2 separate regions of the Homo sapiens genome follow, and region 1 is linked to region 2. Evidence: chromatin contacts called from ENCODE Hi-C or POLR2A ChIA-PET data. All regions are on one chromosome and are shown on one strand. The core of a region is the stretch at or near the end of the contact, and the rest is flanking DNA. Distances in the headings are between cores, read along the strand shown. Region 1 has its middle 25 kb from the start of NCOR2. Region 2 overlaps NCOR2 (nuclear receptor corepressor 2).

Region 1 (4,722 bases), core at 570-3,069, 98 kb after region 2:
TTGTCTATTCTGTACATTTTGTATAAATGGATTCATAGAATATTTGTTTTTCTATATGTGGCTTCCTTCGTTTAGCATAATATTTTCAAGGTTCATCTGTGTTGTAGCTTGCATCGGGGCTTCATTCCTTGTTATGGCTAAAAAATATCCCATCGTATGGATAGACCACACTTTGTTGACCCATTCATCTGTTGATGGACATTTGGGTTGTTCCCACCTTTTGGCTATTGTGAACAGTGTTGCTGTGAACATTTATGTGCAAGTATTTGTTTGAGTACCTGTGTTCAATTCTTCTGGGTATAGCCCTAGGAGCGGAATTGCTAGGTCGTGGGGTCATTCTGTGTTAACATTTTGAGGAGCCACCATGCTGTTTTCCACAGTGGCTGCACCATTTATATTCCTACCAGCAATGCACGAAGGTTGCAATTTCTCCGCATCCTCACCAACACTTGTTATTTTTTGTTTTTTCAAATTATTATTATAACCATCCTTCCTAATGGGTATGAAGTGGTATCTCATTGTAGTTCGATTTGCCTTTTCCTGACAACAAATGATATCTACCTTTTTTACACAAACGCAACCTACTATACACCCTATTTTACCTCTTGAATATTCACTAAGCAATCAGTATTGGAGCTCGTTCTACATCAGTTTATGTAGAATCCACATTTTTTTTTTGAGACCATTGTAGTCCCCTGGATGGATAGACCCTAACTCACCAGCCAGCCCCGGACTGATGGTGATGCAGCGTGCACCCGTCTTCTCGTCCCTCTCAATGCTGTAGTAACTATCTCTGTCTTTGTGCACATTCTGCTGATCTGCATTTCTTTCCAAAAGTCAAGGGCAGTCCCCTCTTTGATAATTTCCATCTGCCAGAGGCCTTCATCTCAGTCTCCGTGGTTGGCGATAAGAACACGGCCACCACCCCACACAACAAACATCCCTGACATTTCTTTATCTCTCTTCCTTTCCTTCCTTTCCTTCTCTTTCTTTCTTTCTCTCTCTCTTTCTTTCTTTCTTTCTTTCTTTCTTTCTTTCTTTCTTTCTTTCTTTCTCTTTCTTTCTTTCTCTCTCTCTCTCTTTCTGTCTTTCTCTCTTTCTTTTCTTGACTGAGTCTTGCTCTGTCGCCCAGGCTGGAGTACAGTGGGGTGATCTCACTCACTGCAGCCTCCACCTCCCAGGTTCAAGTGATTCTCCTGCCTCAGCCTCCTGAGTAGCTGGGATTACAGGCATCCACTGCCACACCCAGCTAATTTTTGTATTTTTAGTAGAGACGGTGCCCTGAAAAATCTCAGAGCAACTCAGCTGTGCCGCAGAGCAAGCCAGCACCAGCCCTGCCATACCCATGTTGGCCACGCTGGTCTCGAACTCCTGGCCTCAAGTGATCCACCGCCTCAGCCTCCCAAAGTGCTGGGATTACAGTATGAGCCACCGCACCCAGCCCATCCCTGACATTTCTGGGCCCTCACTCTCTTCCAGGCACTTAGGCTTCCTGCTTTATTCCATTCACTTCCCCAAATGATTCTTCGAGGTAACTTTTCTTCCCGTCTTTCAGGGAGCAGTCCCTTGGCCAAAGTTTCTCAGGGCTGGTGGGGGTGGCAGGATTCAGCCCTGGCTTCTGGCTTGGCCCGACTCCGAGGCCGTGTCCTCTGCCTCTGGACCCCGCTCTCTTGCTTGGGAATTTGGGGTGTCTGCATTCGGGTGACCCATCATTCCCACTTTGCCCAGGACTGAGGGTCTTCCCAGGATACAGAACCTCAATGCTAAATCCCGGGAAGTCCCAGGCAATCAGGATGAGTTGGTCACCATGGTCTGGAAGGCCTAGCTTTTGTGTTGGGGATGGCTCACCCTGAGTCATTTCTGCCATCCGGCCTTCCTCTGTTGGCAAAAGTCCCAGCCCAAGGACTTTGGTGGGACTTGAACTTCCCACCTTGGCCTCCTGTTCCCTCCCCACACTCTGACCTGCACAACCTCTGCCCCCAGTCTCCCCTCTCCTTCCACACGGCCCCAGCAGGGCACCAGAACCAGCAGCCCCCGCCAAAGGCCCTGCCGTCAGCAAAGAGAACTTGCATCCAGGCCAAACCACCAAAGCTACTGAGTCAAAAAAATGGAGAAAAACTCCACCTCCCATCTCCTCGGGCGCCTCAATTTTCTGCAGTTCCTCCTGCGTCTGTCACACATTTCGGGATGGAAGAAAGCACACAGCGGCCAGGAGTTCAAAGGTATCTGTCTGGGCATTTGTGCCAGGGCAAAGTGACCAGGCAACTCAGCTCTGCCGCAGAGCAAGCCGGCACCAGCCCTACCACACCCATAATAATTCACAGTTCCTCACTCAGACGCCACTTGGGGCTCCAACTTGGCCTCTCCTCACACCGCTGATCCTCCAGCGCCATAATTAGCTTCTTACCACCCACCTTGTGCTAACAACCTTCCCCTTTATTACTGCAAAAGACATTCAAGAAAACGCATAGACCACAGCCCGTCATCCATTTGTAACCTTGAGTATTTATTTTTTTTCAGGGAACCCAGCGAAGATGTAAGTCAAGAGAATTCTCACCCCCATCCCTCATCACTCTCACTCTTCCGAGACAAGTGTCACGATGTGGTGGCTGACAGAGCTTCCCTTTTTGAAGGGCACGGTCTCAGTTCTGCTGGCTCTCAGGCCGGAAGAAGCCGAGGGCGCTGAGTGGGCAGAAGGGGCCCCAGGAAGCCCCTCAGAGGATGGGAAGTGGCGGGGGACAGGGCCACAGGGCTTGCTGTGACCCGGTATGACCTCCTTTTCCTCTTGTCCTGACCAGGACAACCGTGTTCAGAGGTGGGTTCATCTGGCGTACCGGGCTTGCGGCAGATCCTGCTGTTTCTCCACCCACCCGCCTTTCCCTCTCCTTGTTTCCGAAGGAGAGCCTGCCTCTCGCCCCGAGGTTGAACATTCCAGCTCCTTGCTCTCCCCGGCAGGAAGCCCCAATTCTGCCCTGCAGTGGTTGCCTGGACACCCTCGTAACCCAGCTGAGCCTGCACCCCCGGGGCCTGGGCCACTCTGCTGCTCTGTCTTGCACCCTTGACTTCCTTTGAGGGTTGACTCTGGACCCTTAAGCCTCCTCCTTCCTTGCCTGGAGTTTACCCACCTAGGCCGGCCGCCTGGCAAGGACTGGCTGGTGCGGGGCCTGAAAGCCTGGCCCTCGCCTCAAGGTGGGACTGTCTGGGCTGTCACTGATGCCCCAGAGCTCCCGAGGGATCCTTTGCCTGGCTTCTTCCCGTCGTCCCCGTCCTGTTTCCCCACTCTCTTCCCGCCTGTCCCAGACTGCTACCTTCCTAATAAATGGCTTGTACAGAAATCCTTGCCTCAGGCTCTGCCTATGAGGAGCCTGACCACACGCATTCTCTGTGTGGAGAGACCCCCCAGGACCTCTTTTTGTTCCATGGGACCTAACAGGAGTCTGGGGAAGGTTTTTCTCTCCCTGATTGAAGAGTGAGGCATGCAGGGAAGGTTTTCCCACTTCTTTTTCCAGCCTCAAAAACAATCAGATGAAGCAGCTGGCCCCAGTGGCCATTTTGGATGAGGAGGGAACATGGCCAATGACACCAGAGGGAAGGGTCTTGGTCTTTGCTGACGGCATCAAGCAGCCAATCCTGCAGCTGCCTATGCACAGACCTTTGTCTGTGTGAGATGATGGTGATGATGATGACGATGATGATGATGACGATTGAGACAGGGTCTCACTCTGTTGCCCAGGCAGGAGGGTAGCAATGCAATCATAACTCACGGCAGCCTAAACCTCTTGGTCTCAAGTGATCCTCCTACCTCAGCCTCCTGAGAGCTGAGACCACAGGTGGCATGTGCCACCACACTGGGCTAATTTTGATAGAGATGGGGTCTTGCTATATTGCCCAGACTGGTCTCAAATGTGGGCTCAAGTGATGCTCCCACCTTGGCCTCCCAAAGTGCTGGGGTTACAGGCACGAGCCATATGCCTGGCCCTTTGTAAGATTACAATGAATCCTTCTTTGGAACCTTCTGATCAGAAAGTTGTGTCTTACTGTGGAACCTCCCTTCCCTGCAAGGCATGGTGGCGTTTGACCAGCCTCTCAGGCCTGGCCCCTTCCTCCTGGCCGAATTTGATTTGGAGCAGATGTTCACCCTCATTCTGGCCAACGACATGTGAAAGACATCTCCTGAGGCCTCCTGGCGAAAACGTCTTTGTTCTGTACAGATCCAACCCTGGGTGTGTGACGGCCGCCTCCCCAAGGAGAATGCCACCACTCAGCCTTTGCACAGATGGAGGCAGAGCCCGGCCACCATGTCCGGGACCCGCTGGGCCCGGGCTTCTTGTCGTGTGTGCCAATGATCTGCCTATCAACAAAGCCTATTCGATTCGGGTTTTCCATGACTCCCAACCAAGGCATTTTAGCTGATAAGTGAGGGAGGTGCTGGGTGCCCCTCTGGACCCTTGGGGGAAACACAAAGATGAATGGGAATTTTTCACCTCTTTAGAGCTTGCTATGTGGCAGCCGCTATCGAGCACTTCATATTCATTGCTGTTCATCTTTACAACAGCCCTGTAAGGTTGGATGAAATGACCCCCTTAATAGCTGTGGAGACGAAGGCCCAGAGAGGGTAAGTCACTTGCCCAGGGTCACACAGCTTGTGAGTGGCTGACCCCAGATGCCAGATTCTCAACTGCAAGCCCTGCCTCTGGGGAGCTTCTGGCCTTGCATAAGAGA
Region 2 (4,594 bases), core at 1,574-4,073:
ACTGTCACGGAGAGAAGCTGGGCCCCTGAGGATGGAGAGAATGAGGCACAGAGGGATGCGGCAGGTAGGAAGCGGGAGGGCAGGGATGATGCATATAGAAGCCTGGAGCATGGCTGAGGCTGAGTCAGGGAACCTGGGGGCTTTCCATGGTCTCAGGGTCCAGGCCTCTGTCTGCAAGCACCCAACTAAGTGAAGCCTCCCATTTGTGCTGGGAATCACTCACCAGCAGCCCGCAGATGACGCCAGGGCAGAGCACAGGCAGAGGCAGCGGCTTCCACGGCCTGCACCATTCCACCGCCAGCTCGGCATCCACGGTCCTGTGGTTCCCCAGGGGGAAGAGGCCCTGCTTGGGTCTCCTGCCACCCTTCCAGGAGGAAAGAGATGACTACCCCGCGCTTGCTGCGTGCAGACATTGCCACCGATGCACAGACCCACCAGGACACCGGTACTGCAGGTGGGGAAACTGAGGCCGTTCCACGTGGCTGTGAGCGGGCCAATGCCACTCAGCAAGCTGAACACGGAGAGGGTTCGAAGCCACACTGAGGTCTCACAGGCTCCAGGGAAGACCTGCCATCAAAGCAGCCCCGTGCCCAAAGCACCAGGAAGAGGACTCTCCAGACAGGAGGAGCTGTCCCAGGAGGTAGGCCTGTCGGGAGTATGCGTGGAGGTGACCTGAATCTGGGAAGGTCACTGAGGCATCCCGTGGATCCCAGCAGAATGGCCTCGGCTACTGTACGAGGAACCAGGACAGCCAGGTTCCCGCCACTGACTGTCCCCTTACCCGGGGGGATCTGTCTTTCTGTGGCTTGATGAGGAGCTCAGGAAGGGGGTAGTATCTTTCGAACTGGGTCTTGCCCTTTAAAAGGACAGGAAGGGTTTGAGGGCTGAGGGGCTTCCAGGGAGGGGCCTCCAGATCACAGCCCCCAGCTCACCTCCAACCCACAGCAAGAAAGCGGCTCCACCCTGCAATATGCCCAGGGCAGCAGGGCCCTCCTCAGAGTGCCCAGAACTCTTCCTCCTGCCCTTCAAGAGACAAGCAGGATTCTCTGGATGGGCAGCCCTACCATGAGGCAGGAGGGTCCGATATGGGGCAGCTCCCCCAGGGAGGAGCACACACAGGTGGCCCCTGCTGCCCCCACACAAGGACAGACATGTTCTCACCTGTGGCCGCCAGGCTGGGCCCCACTCACTCCCTGGCCTCAGCCTCCTGCCTGGAGGGGGCGGTGAGCGCTTGGCCCTGTCCACCCACATCCTGCGTCACTGACGGCCCAGCAGGAGAAGAATGGGAGGTGTCTAGGGTCAGCCAGTGACCCCGAGGGCCCAGTTGGGGCAAAGGGCAGGAGGGGTGGGAGAGCAGAGGCCACAGCAGCCTGAGGACTCCCCAAGGCTAGGAGCCGGGTGAGGGCGGTTGAGAAGAGTGGGAACCTCCACAGGACAGGACAAGAAACCAGAAGCCAGCAGCACCCCCAGGGCAGGCAGGTTCCCCTCTGGGCAGCTGCAGGTACAGCAACAAGACCAAGGAACGGCAGCAGCAAACGGACAGAGCGGGCTGGCCCTGAGCCAGGCGCCATCTTAAGAACATTCGGCATATCCCCTTTACCCCTCGTGAGAATCTAGGAGACAGGTACTCTCAGTACCCCCACTTTATGGGTGACAAAACTGAGGCTCAGAGAGGTTACGTAACTTGTCCAGTTTCCTACCCTGTGAAATATTTTCCCATTGACAAAATACAGAGCATGATAGTCCCACTCTGGGGTGATCAGGGGAATGCACACAACCATATACACTCAGGGCTTTGAACAACATTTGACCCATAGTAGGTGCTCAGTTAACAAGAGCTCTTCTTTTTGTTGGTGGTGGTGACAGATAAAGACAATGATGACAAAATATAAAATCATTTCCCACTGGGAGTCTATTCCTTAGCCCCAGGCACGCAGTAGGTGCTCAATAAATAGAGGCACGGGGGAGTGGGGGGACACAGAAGCTTGGAGCCCCGATGCTGTGGCAGCCTCCCCACTTAGGGCAATCGCACCTGAGGCCTGTGATTTAACCTCTTGGGCCTCAGTCTCCTCATCTGCGAAGTGGGATGAGAGCGTGAGCTGCTCTTTCACAGGGCCGCCCAGGAGAATGCAATGACTCTGCCCAGGGAACTGCCGTCCTAAGAGGGATCCACAACGCACCCACTGAGGACAGCTGACTCTGCAAAGCGCCCCAGGGGCCCAACCTACAGGAGGCCACTGTGTCAGGGACTCCCCCAGGCAGGGCCAGTGAGCTTATATGCAAAACCTTCTGCTCACTGATGGAAACGTCCTCCCACACAGCTTCCTTTCTGGTTCTCACAAGAGGGGACCACACCAGCCAGGCAGGACAGACACACACACACACGCACACACGCACCCCCACGGTGGCCGGCAGGGTCAGCTTCACTCCAGCTGTGACCTCCAGGCCTCACATCCCCTCACTCAGCAGCCAGGAGGTCACAAGGGGGAGGCCCACAACTCTGAAAGCCGCTTGGCAAACACCCAGAGACATGGTATACAGCAAGCACCCCATAAATGCCAAAGGAGCGAAACCAAGGCCCGTTGTCCTGGCCACACCATGCAGTGAGAGAAGAGGCAGGAAATGGGGCCCCCGCTGGGAAGTGGGGTGGGGTGGGGTGCGGCTTAGGAGACCCGACCAGGGCACACATGTGGGCAGGCAGCGAGGCCCACCTGCTCCCAGGGCAAGCCATCTGCCCTGGCCACAGGGCGGGCTCCCCAAAGACACAGCCAGCACCCTGGACCCTCATGTCAGGGAGGCAGAAACGCAACCTGTGTGGGGCCTCCTCACCTCAGAGCCTCGAGCCGCACCAAGGTGAATACACACGGAACGGGAGGACAGGAAGGAAGGGGAGCTGTGACCTATCCGGCCCCCTTGCCCCCTGGAAGCCACCCCAATCCTACCCAATACTGCGGCAGCGGGGGAGCAGAGGTGAGGCTAGGCTGCAGGAAAGTGAATACAGCAGGAGCTCCACATTCGCGTGCCAATCCCACTACCAGTCCAGAGAGGGCAGAGCCCCAGCTCAGCCTGGCCCCAGCCTCCATCTTCCCAGCTTTAAAATGGGAGCAAAGAGATTTTATCAGATATTCTGGAAAAGGCTTCAGACACCAGGGGTCTCTGTGGCGGCCTCCCCTCTGCCCTGGGAGGCTCAGAGCCACATGAGCCTGGCTCCCAGGAGAAAGGAAGGGGTGAAGACTCAGTGGAATGGAAGAAGGGTCTCAAAGGTAGCCCCAGGCGCACACATGTGCACCCCCTTACCGTGTGCGTCCGGGCGATCTGCACTGGGTAGGAAAGGCTGTGGGGCGGGTAGCGGGGCTCAGTGGCCCTCCACGTCTGTGCCACAGGCTGTGTGGATCCCGACATGGTGGTGGGGGTCGGCGGGGAGCTGCTCCCAGGCCCCAATAAGCTTTCTCTTAATCACCACCAAGGATTAAAAGCCAGTCCTCGTCATCAGCTCACGGGCCACCCCGTCACTGGCACCTGCGGGAAAACAAGAAAAGAAAAACAAGATCAGCCACGGGGCAGCTGGCTCCTCCGTGCACAGGTCCCCGAGTCGTTCCTGTGGTCCCGTGAGGACACGCGAGCACCCAGGGGCCTGCCTGGACCCTCCTCCATCCACTGCCACACTCACCTGTTCTCCGGGAGCACAAGGAGACAGGCATGGCATTCAAGGTCCCTCCGAGCCATGCAAGCCACGCAAGGGACCAGAGGCCTCCTCCCCACCCAGGCCTTCACCCGGCAGGCACAGGGACTCTGCGCTGCCCTCACCACCACCCAGATGGCTCCCAGCCCCCCTAAGCCCATCCAACTTCACTCCATGGCCCCCGGGTTTCTAAGTCACAGGGCAGAATTCCCAGAAAGCACCTGTCCCAGGAGGGGCGGCCGGCAGCAGGGACATCACACACCGCTGTCCCGGGCAGCAGGGACCAGGGCCAGCTCAGGCGGGCCACGGGCCACAGGCCACAGCATGACCTGGGCAAGGCTATGACCCTGTGCAGGAGGCTGACACCATGACATGGGACAGGACTGATATGAGGTTAGCCAGATGCAAACTAGGAGGTGGGATTAGGACATGGAGGGCTACACCAGGAAGAGCCAAGGGCAGAATGACAGCCAGTCGGGCCCTGCAGCCTAGGGATAGGTACCCCAAACGGCTCCTGGGGCAGATACTGGAGCCTTCCACGGGAGAGGATCTACTCGTGGCCACGCCAGAGGAATAACACGAAGCGGGCTAGCAGCTTTACAGATGGAAAAACAGCCCCACAGAGAAGACACGGCCCAGCAAGGGAGCCACGGGGACCCCTACTCCGAAGCTGCCTTTGCCAGGAAACCCCTAAGCACCCCCCACCCCCAACAAGGCTTCTCCCCTTCCTCCGCCAGCCACAGCTCCACGCCACCTGCTGGGCTTACAACAGGGTCCCATCCCAGACCAAGGCCCCCTCCACACTCTCCCTGAACCAGTCCCTCAGAAAAGGTGTGTCCATCAGGTCCTGCCTCATGCAAAGCCCTCTCCAGCACCCCCACAATTGCACACACCCCCCAGAGCTGAGGGAAA

What was found. A loop is a pair of places that touch in the nucleus more often than their neighbours do. ChIA-PET counts read pairs that join two places held with the same protein, here RNA polymerase II (POLR2A). Pooled maps may share reads with other maps.
Region 1: a pooled map shows a loop between it and region 2 (2.2-fold over the local background). The contact joins two enhancer-like sites. A Hi-C loop is called at or near these places in 5 of 37 single-sample maps with no recorded cell type and 5 of 50 pooled maps. POLR2A ChIA-PET finds 5 or more read pairs at or near these places in 1 of 52 experiments (CD4-positive, alpha-beta memory T cell).

What each region holds. Positions count from the first base shown.
Region 1 is chr12:124,590,357-124,595,078 of GRCh38, forward strand. No RefSeq gene overlaps it. Among named protein-coding and RNA genes, the nearest start is that of NCOR2, 25 kb to the left of the region's middle. RefSeq lists an enhancer at 2,989-3,492. Within about 2 kb of position 1,820, at least 3 of the 41 ENCODE cell types and tissues checked have a DNase peak (open chromatin) inside an H3K27ac peak, as active enhancers do.
Region 2 is chr12:124,491,850-124,496,443 of GRCh38, forward strand. NCOR2 (nuclear receptor corepressor 2) reads right to left here. Exons shown (of 49, transcript NM_006312.6): 3 at 3,298-3,519. The coding sequence starts at 3,402. Among named protein-coding and RNA genes, the nearest start is that of NCOR2, 73 kb to the right of the region's middle. RefSeq lists enhancers at 3,141-4,100, 4,101-4,594. Within about 2 kb of position 2,824, at least 5 of the 41 ENCODE cell types and tissues checked have a DNase peak (open chromatin) inside an H3K27ac peak, as active enhancers do.